Regions from separate parts of the Homo sapiens genome. Here region 2 is linked to region 1. Evidence: chromatin loops called from intact Hi-C (ENCODE). Cell type or tissue: endothelial cell of umbilical vein. All regions are shown on one strand. Each heading gives the region's core, and the rest is flanking DNA. Links, peaks and the distances in the headings are about the cores only.

Evidence for each region. Peaks named below come from ENCODE experiments on the same cell type or tissue, not always from the same donor. Only the 100,000 strongest peaks of a DNase experiment are listed, where the experiment ranks them.
Region 2: a loop joins it to region 1, with 2.6 times the contacts of the local background. A loop is called at or near these places in 17 of 110 quality-filtered maps.

Annotation. Positions count from the first base shown.
Region 1 is chr19:34,730,406-34,738,988 of GRCh38, reverse strand. It overlaps ZNF181 (zinc finger protein 181), which reads right to left and starts at 4,746. Exons shown (of 4, transcript NM_001029997.4): 1 at 3,943-4,746. The coding sequence starts at 3,951. RefSeq lists silencers at 4,504-4,563, 4,664-4,713, 7,419-7,629 and enhancers at 4,994-5,383, 5,104-5,621, 5,839-5,898. In endothelial cell of umbilical vein, for the core only: no CTCF peak of the experiment used is centred there; DNase peaks (open chromatin) are centred at 4,468, 4,808 and 5,068; H3K4me3 peaks cover 1,714 bases; H3K27ac peaks cover 1,211 bases.
Region 2 is chr19:34,921,820-34,930,402 of GRCh38, reverse strand. It overlaps ZNF30 (zinc finger protein 30), which reads right to left and starts at 3,500. Exons shown (of 5, transcript NM_194325.3): 1 at 3,187-3,500; 2 at 447-519. The coding sequence starts at 455. It overlaps ZNF30-AS1 (ZNF30 antisense RNA 1), which reads left to right and starts at 3,577. Exons shown (of 3, transcript NR_110749.1): 1 at 3,577-3,674; 2 at 6,569-6,861; 3 at 7,352-7,388. In endothelial cell of umbilical vein, for the core only: no CTCF peak of the experiment used is centred there; a DNase peak (open chromatin) is centred at 3,482; H3K4me3 peaks cover 1,036 bases; H3K27me3 peaks cover 155 bases.

The DNA.
Region 1 (8,583 bases), core at 139-8,138:
ATGTAGTTGGAATTACTATACAATAAGGGGGACAGTTATGTGCTTAGAATTATTATACAATAAAGGTGAGAAACAAATATGAGAGCTTTGCTTCAGTAGAGTTAATTTTGCTAAAAGTTACAGAAATACATGAATTTTTAAAAATCAGCATTTGACATTTGACAGCACAGAGTCAAGTATTTAGTTATATCTTTTACAGCTTAACTGCTAGGTAAGTAATTAAAAAATGAGGGTAAAGTGATTGTCTCTCAAATGGGATACTCAGGATGATCCACTAAGGCTCACAAAAAATGGGCAGCTGGGTGTGGTGGCTCACACCTGTAATCCCAACTACTTGGGAGGCTGAGGCAGGAGAATGGCTTGAACCCAAGAGGCGGAGGTTGCGCCACTGCACTCCAGCCTGGGTAATAGAACAAGACTCTGTCTCAAAAAAAAAAACAAAAACAAAAAAAAAACCTTTATATTAAAGACTAATAGACATACACTGTTATGGTTTGATTGTGACCCCCAAAACGCGTGTATTGAACTTAATCGCCGCTGTAACAGTTTTGAGAGGTGAGACCTTAGGAGATGATTAGGCCTTGAGGGCTCTGCCCTCATGAATGGATTAATGTCATCATCATTAGGAGTGACTTCCTTATTTAAAAAATGAGTTTGGGCCCCTTTTTGGTTCTCTCTCTTCTCTTCGCCCTTCCACCATAAAAGGACACAGCAAGAAGGCCCTTGCTGGATGCCTGCCCCTTGATCTTGGACTTCCCAGGCTCCAAAACCATGAGAAGTCAATTTCTATTACTCAGTCTGTGGTATTCTGTTATAGCAGCACCAATGGACTAAAATATACACATAACTGATTCATAAACAAAAAAGAAAAATATATTTATGGTGTATACTTAAACTTTGTACTGATAGACAATTATTAAAATATGAGACCCCTGGGTGAAAAGACTGAAGGATGGTTTCATGCCATAGATCAGGGGTCCCTAATCCCCTGATGGTTAGGGGTACATAACCACTGGTACCAGTCTGTGGCCTGTTAGAAATCAGGCCACAGAGCAGGAGATGAGTGGCAGGCAAATGACTTTTATCACCTGAGCCCTGCCTCCTGTCAGATCAGCTATGGCATTAGACTCTCATAGGAGCGCAATCCCTACTGTGAAGTGCGCATGCAAGGGATTAAGGTTGCACGCCCCTTATGTGAATTGAACTAATGCCTGATGATCTGAGGTGAAACAGTTTCACCCCCAAACCACCACCTCCTGCTTCTGTGGAAAAACTGTCTTCCACAAAACCGATCCCTGGTGCCAAAAAGGTTGGGCACCACTGCCTTAGATAGTCCTTAAATAAGACCTGAAAGTAAAGGGAAAAAAATAAAGGGGTACGTTTCAAAGAAAATAAGGAAATGTTCACAGATGTGGCTTAGAAATTCCTTTCAATAGTACTCATTTCACAATATTACTTTTTAGTAAAACTTTGGAAGCTTAAATATTCAATAATAGTTTATTGGCTAGTCAAATTATAATATGTACAAAAAATACATCTATTTAATACAGCATTATTACTGTCTTTGATTTGTGAAACAGACTGCTTGCCTGTGGTAATTTTTTAGCTCTGAGAGTTAATTCAGCATTGTATTACATTATTTGGATATTTTGCATGCATGTTCACCAGTGATACTCGTCTTTGGTTTTAAAGGCAGAATTTATTTTTGCCAGGTGTTGGGAAAATAATTAAAATTCAAATCTCCTGCCAATGGCAGAAAATCCTCTCCACAAATGTAGAAAAAAAGAACACAGTTTTATTACTTAATAATCACTAAATCAACTGTGATGCACTTCACAGGCAATCCACTAATGAGATTAAAAGGACAGGAAGAAATCTCTTTTTTATAGCCAAGCAGATACAATCCAATACATACATTTTCCAAATAATCAAGTAAGACCTTACAGTTCAATTTGCTACACATAATTTATCCTAAATTCACCTGTTAATTGGAGTTGCCACTGTGTTAGTTAATTCCCTTTATCCCAAATCAAAAAAACATTTCTCATAGCTTTATGATGAACAGGTTATTACAAGTTAGAGCCAGGGATGCTTCCTTCTTCCCCTTCAGTTGTCTGGGCAGCCTGGGGTGTTCACTCATCTCTGTCCCCAAAAGAACATAGCCTATCTGTCCTGGCATTTATTTTAATTTCTTATGCTTTCTTACTTTTCTACCAGTGCTGCAATCCTCAATACAGTAGCCACTAGGCAATTTGGCTACATACATTTAAATTAATTAAAATGTAAAAATAAAATAAGTAAAGTTTAAAATTCAGTTTCTCAGTTGCTTAAGCCACAGTTCAAGTACTCAATAGTCATACAGGGCTGGTGGCTACTGTACTGACCAGTACACATGCAGAGCACTTCCACCACTGCAGAAAGTTCTCTTAGACAATACTGCACTAGATCATGAAGTCCTGTGTGTCAGTGTACACCAAAATCCATGTACAACTTTTCCTAACAGATACTTCCTAAGTGTTTAGAAGATGAACCAATGAATGATTTTGGCATTAGTTCACTTTAGCTGTTACTTTTTTCTTGCTCTGCCGCCAGGCTGGAGTGCAGTGACATAATCATAGCTCACTGCAGCCGCACACCACAGGGTTCAAGAAATTTTCTCAACTCATCACCCTCCCGAATAGCTGGAAAAACAGGCATGTACCACCACACCAGTTTTTCAATTCTAATTATCTAACTTCTCCAAGAAAACAGACTTCACCCAACATGTACATCTGCTACTCACATCCCCTCCTATGCAAGCTTCACCTTCCATGCCATGATTCTGCCCCACCAGTTCGTCATTACTCATCTTATTCACTCCACAATTACTTACTAAGCATCTATTTGGTGCCAGGTAACCCTCTGGGTACTGAAGCTATAACAGACAACAAAAAAGAAAAAAGATTCCTCCCACCAGGAACAGACAATGAGCATGTGCATATACTGAACATACAGTACATCAGCTAGTGAGTGACACACACTGTGGAAAACAACAAAGCAGTGATGGAGGAGTGGAAGTGCTAGGCGAGGGAAGGTGACTGCGATTGCAAATAGCCATTCAGGGAAGCTTTTCTGAGAAAGTAACCACGGAACAAACACACGAAGAAGATAAGGATGCAAGTTTGTGCGTATGTGGGGGAAGAATATTCCACGTCGATGGCACAGCAACTAGTGACAGTGGCTAGAGCTCACAGGAATGAGGAGGCAGAGAAGGAAGGTGGGATCAGAAAGGTAATGGCCTAATTGTACAAATAGGTCATTGCAGAAGTGACTCAGTTAGAGCCACTGAAAAATTATAGGTTGAGGAATGACAGGAATTTATGTAACAATAGGACCACGGTCACAGCTGTACTGAGAACAGACTGATGAGGGTTAAGGGCAGATGCAGGGAATCCAGCTAGGAGGCTACCGCAATAATCCAGGTGGCTTTATTGCTATCACTACCGGGGTGGTAGTGGTGGTGGTAGTGCTGGGGTAACTAATGGTCAGATTCTGTATACAGTGTATAGCTTAGCTCCAACTAGAGGATCTGAATATAGGTATAAGTCAAAGGGAAGAATCAAGGATGACTGCAAGCATCTCTTCACTTGAGACCACATGGTACAGTTTTGACAACCATAAACCGAATAACCTTACATTCCAAAGTTGCATTGTGAATTACAGTTTTAAAATGTTGGCAAGACTAGAAAGTCTTCTAGCAGAAAACTGTAGAAAAGAGGAACACTGGGTGAGGAGGATAATACCTTGGAGCTCTCCTGTGGGCTCCGTCCTTCCTATACTGAAAGGAACCATGGATCCAGTCCCTTAAATGGACTTGGTTAGGTGGGAACAGGCAGGAGAAGCAAAGCAAACACACAGTCCTGATAAAGTGTTTCAGGAAGATTTGCGGACACACCGACCTACCTGAGGCATTACTCTGCAATTTCCAACAGCCAACAGAGTCCTCTTTCCAGGCTCTTATCTTAGAGATGGGCAGTGTCCTGAGGGCACAGAAGGGCAGGAAAAAGCAGTCATGAAAAATCAGGCTTATCTTGCGGCACCTGTGACACACCATAATGGAAAGGCACACTGGTAATCACTCTCCAGGGCGCCAATCTCTCCCTGGGAACTAACAGGGTGTTTCTCCGCAAGGGCTAACCATTTACCAGGTGCCACCTGCGAGGAAAATCAATTACTCTGTAAATAAAATCCTCATAAAACAATGGTAAAAACTTTATCAGCTCGTTCAGTCTTCACCACTATGCACGGTGTGCGTTCACATTTTTCCAGATCTATTTTTTAAACGATGACAAAACTGAAATTCCAAGATACTGAACCCATTTGTTCAAGGTTACACAACTGTAGAGCGCCGGCTTCATGACGACATAACCCAAAGACAACTGTGGCTGGCGTCTAACCACGCGCCCACTTCACTCTCACAACAGCGCCAAGAGGTCGGCGCCGTCATCACCCCGCGTTTACATAGGAGGACATGAAGGCCAGGAAAACCAAGGCACCGGCCGGGGTCACACCGCGGGGCAGACCCAGGGCCTGAGCCCCGCCGCCGCCCCCGGGACTCATACTGGCCGGAGTCCTCAGCAGGGCCTCACCGTCCCCGCAGGCGCCCCGCGTCGCTGGTGAGCGGGCAACGGCCGCCGACCTCTGGGGACGACACTGCCCAGAATCGTCCCGGAGCCTGGGAGTCGCCGTCAGGCCTGAGGCTACAGCGGGGCGGACCCAGTGCGCCGCCCACAGCCGATCGACATTTCCCAGAATCATCCGCGCAGGGGACAAAATTCCAGGCGCAACGAACCGCAGGTACCGGAAGACCACACTTCCCAGGAGTCTCTGCGGCCGCGCGGACCTGGGGCGCCGCGGGCAAACAGATCTCGGTTTCCTAAAAAACTAAACCGCCTGGGGCTGTCGTCCCAGAGCCCGGCAGTTAGGACCATGCGGGAAGTGTCCTGGGGCATATAGTCATACTGATGAGGTGAAAGATACACCTCGGAACCAAGGGCCACCCTCTACTTTTAAGGACAATGGCGCCGGGACCAAGAAACTACACTTCCCAGAAAACCGTGCGGCCGTGGCAAACTCTTCTGGGTCTAGCGTGCGCTCACACTAATGTTTATCTCCCGGGACGTGGGCAGACCTTGTACCAGGCGAGCTCTCGCCTTTGCTAGCAAAAGAGCTCCTCTCTTCCCAAACCCTGCTACTACGCTGTCCACCCTGTATGGTCTTTGAGGTCTTTGAGGTTTTTTTGGAATTCACTTGCTGGAGACTACAGCTCACAGAACGCCCTGGGCTGGATTGTGCCAGCTGTAGTTCGCGAACCAAGGACATTTCCTGGAAATGCATGCGGCCACGTATCTGTGACAGAAATGGCAGTTCTCACGTGCGTTACGCCCCCTGGAAGGACTTGGAAATACGGAACTTGAGTGAGCACTGAGAGGACACAGACCCTCATCCTGGGAGGAGTCACTCCTCCCGCAGCCATCAGAGCCTGACAACCGCTTCTCACCAGAGGCGCTTCTTAGACCCTGACCTTGCCCGGCTCACCCAAAGGGGCAATGGCCTTCTTTGTATGCAAGCCAGACAGTCTACTGTTGTATATTTGAATTTTTTACTTTATTTTTAATATTTTAATTAAATTTTAATTTAATGCTGCCTCTACCTCTGAGAGAGACAGGGAGAGATGGGGGAGGCCTGGAGTGGGGGCCCTGCGGGGCAGGGACAGGGGACCCTTCCTCACTTTGCACAATCTGGGAACCCTCCCCAAGCGGAACAGCCAGCTGCAGTGGAAAAGCACTGGCTTAGTGGGCTTCGTCCTGGGGACGAAGGCTGGGAGACTGCAGCTGAAAGGTGTGGGCTCCAGGAGGGCCGCAGGGGGCCTAGCAGCAGCGTCAGGGAGCAGAAGTCCGCCCTCCCTCCATCTTCCTTCCTTCTCTGGCCGCCAGAGCGCTCTGTCTCCCTCCCACGCCCACAGCTACAGGTGGAGCCGGCTTGGGGCGGGGGGGGGGTCCTCCTAGGGCGAAGAGGGCCAGGAGCCTTCCTGAGGACCTGAGGCTCCTCTGGGCCTCCCAGGGCTGGGCCTGTGATCTGATCTGCTTTGCCCTGGGAGGGACGTGCTCAGTGGTGGGGTTTGTGTAGCTGTCACTCATTCACCTGCCTGTGCTCAGCCACTCACCTGCTACTCCCATTGGCACCCACCCAGTACACATGTGGGTCGTCAGCTGCCATCAGGAGTAGTTCCTGCCTGTGTCACACACACCCATCCCACCCACCACACTGCAGGTTACAGGATTGCCCCACAAGCGCCACCATGCCTGCCTGAGGTTACCTGGCACACAAGTATCCTCACCTGCATGACATGACCAGATCGTGCACTTTCTATGCCAGGACCAGGGCCAGGGCAAGCTTGCACCTTCAGCCTTGGGGACACTGGGGGTGGTGGTGGCTGGAGGCCAGGGAAGTCACCAGGCTGGAGACATCATCTACCTCCAGGAGAGGGTTGATATCAGACATCTCCCATGCACCACTTTGAGCTATCTCAGCGTCACCTGGGACTCTGGCTGGCACTGTGACCAGCAGTTCCATGAAGGTTTAGACCACCTCTAGGCTTAGGAAGGGCCTCCCTTGCCATCAGCGTGGTCCAGGCTGCACGCCTGGTGACCAAGGGCTCTGGGCAGCAGATGCAGCCAGCCAGAGTGTTGGGGTGAGGGGCCTGGGCACAGGAGGGACGTGAGGCCTTCCCTGCACCCCCATGACCACCATTTCAGAGGGAGGACAGCAATTGTTTGGGTTTGTCCTGTGAGCGGTGGCAGAGGGCAGGGCCCAGGGCAGGTCCAGGGCCAGACAGGCATCCCATGCTACAGCCTCGGGGCCACGAGGGCACATGATGGGGTCGGTGTGAGGGCATCCCCTGTGCCAAATACCTGGGCAGGAGGTGCCCTGGGGTTGGTGGGTGGGTCAGGGCATTTGCAGGATTTCTGGTTTCTGTTGGAGTTGTATGTCCTGGAGAATGGAGGGAAGAGAGAAAGGGTGAAGAGAAGGGGGAAACGACCCCTGCTGCTTCCTGGCCTCTAAGTAGGGGGTGATGGGTGGTTGGTGAGTGGCAGAGGGGTCAGCGGGAGCTTCAAGGCTGAGCCAGGGAAGCGGAGGCAGCAGGGATGCAGACCTTGCCTGAGGCTGGCTCGGGGCTGGGGCTTCTTAGAGGTCAGGGCCCTAGAGCTCCCGGACAGGGAGTCTGCAGGAACAGTGACACAGCACATGACACAGCACAACTCAACACAACACAACCTGGCACAGCAGAGCAGCGTGCTGTGCACTGGGCTGCAGGAGAACACGGAGTGGGGTCTGTAGGGTCCCAGGAGTCATGGAGCAAACTGACCTGAGCCGTGTCCCTCAGTCAAGGCACAGGCACCTGGCCTTCAGCCAGCTTCCTTGTGACAGCCCCATGCCCTGGTGTCCCTGGGGCTGAGACAGGGCTGGGGCTGCTGTCCAAGGTGAGGTCTGACTAATCCCCTGCCTCTAACCCCCAGTTGTTTTGGGAACTTGAGTATCTTCTAAGAGACCCAGTGGTGCTGATGGGATTTCTGGTCACCTCAACCAGGGCCCCTGCCCACCTGGCCACACTGGCTCCTACTCAAATCTGACCTTAGGGCTTGCGTGGCCTCTGCTTACTGAGCCCTGTGGTTCTCTGCCAGGCACCATTGGCCCTGCGGCCAGGCTGACACCTGGAGAATGGCCTGTCCCCAAAGCCTGCACTCCTCCCAGCTCACCCGCTTTGCTTTTCTCCCACACTGGGAGGTGGGAGCCAGGTTGACACTGGAGGAGGAGCTCCCTCAACTCTGGCTTCACTTTAGAGTTCTGGGCAGAGTTTTGGGAGATGAGATTTCCTGGAGAGGGGCTGGAGCTCGAGAGCCTGCTGAGCGGGGAGTGGTCCCATAGCAGAGAGACCCATGGTGGAGGGGCGGGGTGGGTGGGGAGGACAGCCTGGCTGTGGAGGAGCTGGGGCAGGCAGGTTACACGGGTGCAGCTCACACTCCCTCCTTTTCCCCGCTGTCCTCTCCTGTCTCTTCCTCCTTGCCCTATTCTTTCCTTCTTTTCTGGATACGCTTCATCCGGATTCAAAAGGATAGCTTTTGATATTTCACCATTAAATAGGAAGTTTAATTTAGGAATTTTTGGTAGATGCTTTGTTAGATTAAGGATATATTATTCTATTTCTATTTTATTTTTTTAATTTCTTTTTTTTTTTTTTTTGAGACAGAGTCTCTCTCTGTCTCCTAGGCTGGAGTGCAGTGGCACGATCTCAGCTCACTCCAACCTGTGCCTCCTGGGTTCAAGTGAGTCTCCTTTCTCAGCCTGTGGAGTAGCTGGGACTACCATCACACACCACCACGCCTGGCTAATTTTTGTATTTTCAGTAGAGGCGGGATTTCACCATGTTGGCCAGGCTGATCTCCAACTCCTGACCTCCAGTGATCCACCCACCTTGGCCTCCAAAAGTGCTGTGATTACAGGTGTGAGCCACCGCACCCGGCCTGAGAACATTTTTTAAAC
Region 2 (8,583 bases), core at 262-8,261, 190 kb before region 1:
ATCTTAAAAGCCTCATAGAGCATGTTATCTCATCATATTGAGACCAATCAATACAAAATTCCATCTTATCAGCTCTGTGGAAAACTTCAAATCTTCTGATGTGTGGCCAGATGAAGCCAACAGATCAAACTCATCAAACCACAGATGGATGTAGGAAGCTCAAATACTTCTGCCACGGGACTTCAATCCTCCACTGCTCTATCACAGCCTTTCAGCTAAGACTTACTATTTACCTGCTTCGTAACTTGCTCAATGAATTCATGAACACCGATTAGAAATGAGGACCTCGTAAGGAGGAAACGATACTTTGACATCATTCCGCCAAACAGAAGGAATCAAGTAGGCAATTAGATGGTACATTCTGATGAAGAATGCTTCAGGTCAATTAAGGAAAATAGCCACGTAATATAAAAATCCCCATATTTCAAGAAGAAACACCAACTTACATGGGCCATGCTTTGAGAATTGTAAGAACTGATCAGTCTTCACTGGGGTTCCTCTATCTGAGAAGTTCAAAAGCTAGAAAATCCAGAGAGGAGAAAAGGAGGCTTTAGTGTTCTCAATGACATACATTAATAAACCTTCCTGTCCCTTCATTTCAGCTTCCAAACTGTGCTACAAACACCCTCAAACAAAATTTGGAGAACAGTGGAATTCAAGCCCCAGTTAACTAAGCTGTACAGAGTTGATCGCAGAGGTGTGGCACTTCTTAAGGAAGGCAGAATCAGACACAAGCTTTCCCACCAGGCCCCCATTTTGGGAATGTTGATCTAGGTCTCAAATTGGGTTGCACAGTCTTCTCTTGAACAGATTCTCCTCACTCCATTCCCACGTTCTAAGCCTAAGAAAGAGTCCATATCACCCAATCCAGAGCTTCTTTAATGGTGACAGTATAAATCTGAGGTTGGTCAAGACACGGGAGGTAGAGAACATAGGAGAAAATGATCAGGCAGTTACTAATATGGCTCAGTTTTCTCATCACTAAAATAGTAATAGGAGTATCAGCTCCAACATGTGGTTGTCCTGAAGAATAAGAAAACCCACCCCAAAAGTTAATAGAATACTTGCTTAACATGAGTTGGCTCTTTTGTTTTGTTTTGTTTTGTTTTATTTTTTGAGACGGAGTCTCGCCCTGTCACCCAGGCTGGAGTGAGTGCAGTGGCGCCATCTTGGCTCACGGCAACCTACGCCACCCAGATTCAAGTGATTCTCCTGCCTCTGCCTCCCTCCCGAGTAGCTAGGACTACAGGCGCATAGTCACGCCCAGCTAAGTTTTGTATTTTTAGTAGAGACGGAATTTCACCATGTTGGCCAGGATGGTCTCCATCTCCTGACTTCGTGATCCGCCCGCCTCAGCCTCCCAAAGTGCTGGGATTACAGGCGTGAGCCACCGCGCGCAGCCGAGTTAGCTCTTACTATGGTAGCTCCCTCTTATCCACAGGGGGGAGATACACTCTAAGATCCTCAGTAGATGTCTGACGGAACCCCATATATACTATGTTTTTTCTTATACATACACACCTATGATTAAGTTTAATTTATAAATTAGGCACCATAAGAGATTTTTATTTTTCTGTTTGTTTGTTTGTTTGAGACAGGGTCTCACTCTGTTGCCCAGGCTGGAGTGCAGTGGTGTGATCTTGGCTCACTGCAACCTCCACCTCCTGGGAGCCTCCCAAGTAGCTGGGATTACAGGTGCCCACCACCACGCCTGGCTAATTTTTGTATTTTTACTAGAGACAGGGTTTCACCATGTTGGCCAGGCTGGTCTCGAACTCCTGACCTCAATTGATCCACCCATCTCAGTATCCCAAAGTGCTGGGATTACAGGCGTGAGCCACCGCACCCGGCCACCATAATTGAGTAATAGCAATAACTAATAATAAAATAGAACAACTATAATAGCATACTGTAATAAAAGTTATGTGAACATGGCCCCTCTCTCTCAAAATATCTTATTGTACCAAAATCACCTATTTTCAGATCATGGTTGACTGAGGGTAACAAAGTGAAGAAAGTGAAACTGCCGATTAAGGGGGCACTACTGCATTGGAGTTATTACGTAAACATTATACATCCTTTATTTCATTTTAATTAAACACTTGTTTCCACTTAATTTAATTTATGTATCTATCTATCTATCTATCTATATATATATATATATATATATATATATATATATTTTTTTTTTTTTAGAGAAGGGATCTCGCTCTGTCGCCCAGGCTGGATTGCGGTGGTGCCATCTCCACTCACTGCAACCTCCGCCGCCTCCCAGCTTCAAGCACTTCTCCCACCTCCGCCTCTCAAGTAGCTGTGACTACAAGCGCACGCCACCATGCCTGGCTAATTTTTATATTTTTAGTAGAGACGGGGTTTCACCATGTTGCCATGTTGGTGGTCTCGAACTCCTGAGCTCAGGCAATCCACCCGCCTCAGCTTCCCAAAGTGCTGGGATTACAGGCATGAGCCATGGCACCCGACCTGTTTCCACTTTTTACTTAAAACGTAAGTTTCTCTGGCATGCTTTCTTTTAATTCTAACTAAAAAATTAAGAGCAACTCTTCTTTAAAAACAAACAAATAAAAAACCAACAGAAAAGATTCTCTGACATTTCAATTTCCTCTGTCCCCTAGCAGCTAGAGAGAGAGAGCTACTGCTGTGGGATAATGCAAAATTGAAGAACCTTAAGAAAAAGCTGGGTCCTATTTCTGTGCAATATGGAGATTGATGGAAATGTTTACAGCTGTCATCTTGCTCTCCTTTCTTACATAATTTTGTCATTAGTTAAGTAATCTGCACAACAGATCCTTTGAAGTCCTTTTCCCTGCACTGATAATTTTCAGATGACATTGCTCTCATCTTTAAAAGGTGTAAATACTTTATACAGTTTTTTCCAAACAAGAAGAGGCTTCCTGGCAATCCCATTTCTTCCCGCTGCATGCAAAAGGTATCATAACTATCGTTTCCTTTTTAAACTGAGAGTTGAAGAGTCTTTTGCTCCTTTACATAAATCAATTACAGTGATTTTATCCAAAATAGTAACAAATATTAATAGCTCAGGTTCGCATGGAGGCCATGCACCCAGTCTTCGCGGATGCACACCGGCCCCGGCCGACGCACCCTCCCTGCCCTGCCGCTCCCGCACTCGCCGGCCCGGGATCCTCGCCCGGTCCACCCAACGCTCACGCATGTCTCAGTCCGGGTTCCGCGCCGACACAGGTCTGCAGAGCTCCCGGTGCTGTGTTCGTTTGCAGAAATTCAAGTTGCCCGGCGGGGCTGCTCCAACCTCGGAGCTGGGCGCTGACTTCTCCCTCGATGAACTCCAAAGCTCGCTGCCGGGTCAACGACCACAATGAACTGGCGAGGAGGCAGAGATTGAGGTCGTTCCAGTGGCCGCTGAGAAATGTAGTTTCAGGCTACATTGGCCGGATAGCTGCAGCCTCTGGGAAATGCAGTCCTGAGCCGTCACACCGCCGAGCATGCCCGGCGCAGTCCACAAGGCCGCCCACCGGCGCCCGGAGACTTCTGGGCGCTCCCGTCCGGCTGAGAATGCGCAGGCGCAGGCGCTCGAGTTGCTGGGAGCCATAGACCTCGAAGCTGGGGCGTCTGACACCTGAGGCCCGAAGTAGGTGGCCAGCTTCTTAGAGGGCCAACCCAGGGCATTAACACACCAGGTCAGAAAAAGCAAAAACAAAAACAAACAAAAAATGATAATCTATACCAAAATATGTTATTACTTTAACACAAAAATATGAAAACTAGGTGTTTGAAATTATCTTTCCGTACTGTTTGCTTTTCGCTACAGAAATGCTATTATTTAACAGAATATTAATAGGATTAATAGTGGCAATTAGACTAATCACGTGTGAGAAAAATATATTTCTGTCCTCTGATACAGGAATTTTAAGTTTCTATTAAATATTTAAATTTTGTGGGTTCTATCTAAGATGCTAAATGTAAGACCTTTTAAAAGGAGAATGTAAATAAGGCTAATCAAACAGATATTAACTATATGTAATAGGCATTTATCTTTCTGTCCCATCATACGTTTAGGAGATATTTACTCTTTCTGGTTCCTTTTCCAGTAACACCTCTCTGTATTAGCTGCCTGTAGCCTTTATGGCATTCTTCTTTTGGTTTATGTAATGCTAAAACTGAATACAGGCAAACGTGAAATTCACCTTGACTGTCAGCTCCGCTTTTTGTTTGTTTTGTTTTTGTTTTGTTTTGAGACAGGGTCTCCCTCTGTCGCTCAGACTGGAATGCAGTGGCGCTATCTCGGCTTACTGTAACCTCTGCCTCCCAGGTTCAAGTGATTCTCCCACCTCGGCCTCCAGAGTAGCTGAGACTACAGGGGCGCGCCACTACACCTGGCTAATTTTTGTATATTTTTTGTAGAAATGGGGTTTTGCCATCTTGCCCAGGCTAGTCTCGAACTCCTGGGCTCAAGCGATCCACCCGCCTCAGCCTCCCAAAGTGCTGGGATGACAGGGTGAGCCACCGCGGCCAGCCGAGCTCTGTTCTTATTAAGCCCACATTACAGTGATTCCTGGAGTCAGTCCAGGGTGATGACATTGATAAGGAGGTGGGGAAGGGGAGTGCTGGGGAGGGAAGGGCGGGGTCCCTTTAAATGATATGGAAGGGGGAAAGGGAGGTGCTGGGTACAGGAGGGTGTGGTCCCTGGCTAGGGCTCCACCCCTGGCCCTGTGCCAACTGACCTAGGTGAGGGCAGGCATTTTTGTTTTCCTGCCCAAATGTTGCGTTTCCCAAGACCACCCTGGCCTGCCACGCCCCCATCCTGTTCCCGCCCCCATCCTGTCCCTATAAATACTCTGAGACCCTAGCAAGCAGACACACAAGCCGCTGGACATCCAGAGGAACATGTTGGCGGAAGAAGACATGACAGACGCTGGCACGCGGGCAGGCCACCCACCAGAAGGACGCGGAGTTTGGCTGGGGCAGTCCAAGGAGAGCCGGTGCTGCGGAGCAGCCCGATTCCAGGGGAAAACCATTTCCCTTCTGGCTCCCCCAACTGTTGAGAGCTACTTCCACTCAAAACCCTGCAGTCATCCTCCAAGCCCATGTGTGATCTGATTCTTCTGGTACACCAAGACAGGAACCCCGGGATATGAAAGCCCTCTGTCCTTGCGATAACGCAGGGATCTAATTGAATTGACTAACATAAGCCGCCTGCGGACAGCTAAAGAGCATCCTGTAACACGCCCACTGGGGCTTCAGCTATAAACATTCACCCCTAGACACTGCCATGGGGTCAGAGCCCCACAGCCCGCCCGTCTGTATACTCCCCTGGAGGTTTGAGCAGCGGGACACTGAAGAAGCGAGCCACACCCCCATCGCACGCCCTGCCAGGGGGACAAGGGAACTTTTCTCTTATCAACATCAACCTAAGTAGCCTCGCATCAAAAGCATTTGACTGTCAATAGTTAGGATTTTCCCTACCAGCAGTAGCAAGTTTTTAGCCTTATTGGAATTAGTTTCCAGCTCTGCAAAAATGTTCATCTGCTTTGTAACTCCAGGCTTTTTTGGTAGAGCAGCTGTTTGTTGACCAGTCGCTTTGCCTCTGTAAGTTCACCATATAGGCTATTCATGTCTAAAGTGTTCATTTTCAAACCCTCTGAAACTCATTGGGTATCTATTACAATGTCTGAAGACAAATATTTCATTAACAAATAAGAAGGTGATAGACCTGGAGTGAGAATCCACCCAATTCATGTCAATCGGAGACAAATTTGCAATATCCTGTGATTCCTGAACTGGCTGTGGTCACTGATCACTTCTGTCCTGGAGGAACTAGAGACATTCAAGACAAATAAGGACTCATCTAGTCCCCTGATTAAAGGACTTTTCATAGAGGCTGCATTAAGGGCCAAATTATGTACAATGTGCTCTCTGAGATGGGGATGTGTAAATAGCCGTCAAAATGTCATCTGGGCAGAAATTTGTTTGGGAGGATAAATTTATGTTCAGGGGTGAGGGGTGAATACAATAGAAATTTGTATTTTGCAGAGGGAAATGTGGGTTCCATGGTGGGTAGAAATAAAATAGATTAGTAGAATACTTAGAATGTCAAAGAAATTTTTAAATCATAGGGTTTTTTTTTTGAGAAAATTTTTGAAATGATTTTGAAATGATTTATTCAAAAAGTGCCCCTCAAAAGTGATCACTCCATAGATGACAGCTAAGGATCGCAATCTTACTGCTATGCCCTTGTGTTTTGAGTGAAGACTTGTGTGACTATAGTGAGGGTCTAGGTGTTTAATCGTCAGAGGTAAATTGGAGATTTCAGATGAGGCTGTCTCATGGAAGAGGGAGGAAGGATACTCACAAACCCTACAGCTGGAATCTGAGCATCCAGTGGAAAATGACAGTCCCTGATCCCTCAGGAAACTTTCTCTGGCCACTGTCAGTGATGTTCTAATCTAGGAGAGCAGAACTTTCCCCCTTATAATGTTTCTCACTGCATTTCCTGAAATATATTTCGTCTAAGTTCCATACGTTTATCTGAAAAGAATAACCACTTACCAAATTGTGTTTCCAACTAGGATAGTGGCCGCAGTTGTATTATCTTGTGCATTTGTCAAGAGAGGTCATCCGAACGCTGAGATAAAGGCTTGGGATTCCATTGTCTCATCTCTTTCTGGGAGTGATTTTCCTCTCATCTGGAAGTGCAGAGACAGAGTCTTCATAGGGAACTGAGATTACCTCCAAAAAACATTTGTGAAGTGAGCAATTCCTAGAAGGCTGTTAATGTTGATTAATGAAATTATACAAAAAGAATCATAAGATAGCTGGAGAAGAAAATTATCTGTGATGCCTGGAAAAGATACGTCCCAGTGGGAGGTAAGTACAGAATCCTGAGTTCTGAGATGTGAGGAATTCAGTTGAGGTAATGGTTCTACTATAATTGTGGCTACCATTAAATTTTTGTTTCTTCAAATTATGATTTATTTCTCTTCCTGATAACATTGAACAATCATAAATGTGGAGGGAAAGGAATCATTGAGGGTTGATTTAGAGAGAGTAAACAGGTGTAAAGCCATGGTTCCTGTGTGTTTTAACAAATACTAACTGAGCACCCGCCCTGTTGCAGATGCATTTCTAGATGTGTGAACAAAGAAATTTATCTACCTTAATTTGAATTGAGAGAAGCAGACAATAAATAATAAAGGAAATGTTATAAGTTACATAGTGACTTATAAGGTGTTATAAGTTATGTAACCTATGTTACATATATGTAACTTATGCTATAAGTTATGTTATAAGTTATGTTATATACAATATAACATAACAAGTTATGTTATATATGTTATGTTATAACTTATGTTGACAGTCCTCAGAAGGTCTCCCTCTCCCTCTCCCGTCTCCCTCTCCCTCTCTTTCCACGGTCTCCCTCTGATGCCGAGCCGAAGCTGGACTGTACTGCTGCCATCTCGGCTCACTGCAACCTCCCTGCCTGATTCTCCTGCCTCAGCCTGCCGAGTGCCTGCGATTGCAGGTGCGTGCCGCCATGCCTGACTGGTTTTCGTATTTTTTTGGTGGAGACGGGGTTTCGCTGTGTTGGCTGGGCTGGTCTCCAGCTCCTAACCGCGAGTGATCCGCCAGCCTCGGCCTCCCGAGGTGCCGGGATTGCAGACGGAGTCTCGTTCACTCAGTGCTCAATGGTGCCCAGGCTGGAGTGCAGTGGCGTGATCTCGGCTCGCTACAACCTCCACCTCCCAGCCACCTGCCTTGGCCTCCCAAAGTGCCGAGATTGCAGCCTCTGCCCGGCCGCCACCCCGTCTGGGAAGTGAGGAGCGTCTCTGCCTGGCCGCCCATCGTCTGGGATGTGAGGAGCCCCTCTGCCCGGCCGCCCATCATCTGGGATGTGAGGAGCCCCTCTGCCCGGCTGCCCAGTCTGGAAAGTGAGGAGCGTCTCTGCCCGGCCGCCATCCCATCTAGGAAGTGAGGAGCGCCTCTTCCCGGCCGCCATCCCATCTAGGAAGTGAGGAGTGTCTCTGCCCGGCTGCCCATCGTCTGAGATGTGGGGAGCGCCTCTGCCCTGCCGCCCCGTCCGGGATGTGAGGAGCGTCTCTGCCCGGCCGCCCCGTCTGAGAAGTGAGGAGACCCTCTGCCTGGCAACCGCCCCGTCTGAAAAGTGAGGAGCCCCTCCGCCCGGCAGCCGCCCCGTCTGAGAAGTGAGGAGCCCCTCCGCCCGGCAGCCACCCCGTCTGGGAAGTGAGGAGCGTCTCCGCCTGGCAGCCACCCCGTCCGGGAGGGAGGTGGGGGGGGTCAGTCCCCCGCCCGGCCAGCCGCCCCGTCCGGGAGGGAGGTGGGGGGGTCAGCCCCCTGCCCGGCCAGCCGCCCCATCCGGGAGGTGAGGGGCGCCTCTGCCCGGCCGCCCCTACTGGGAAGTAAGGAGCTCCTCTGCCCGGCCACCACCCCGTCTGGGAGGTGTACCCAACAGCTCACTGAGAACGGGCCATGATGACAATGGCGGTTTTGTGGAATAGAGAGAGGGGAAAGGTGGGGAAAAGATTGAGAAATCGGATGGTTGCCGTGTCTGTGTAGAAAGACGTAGATATG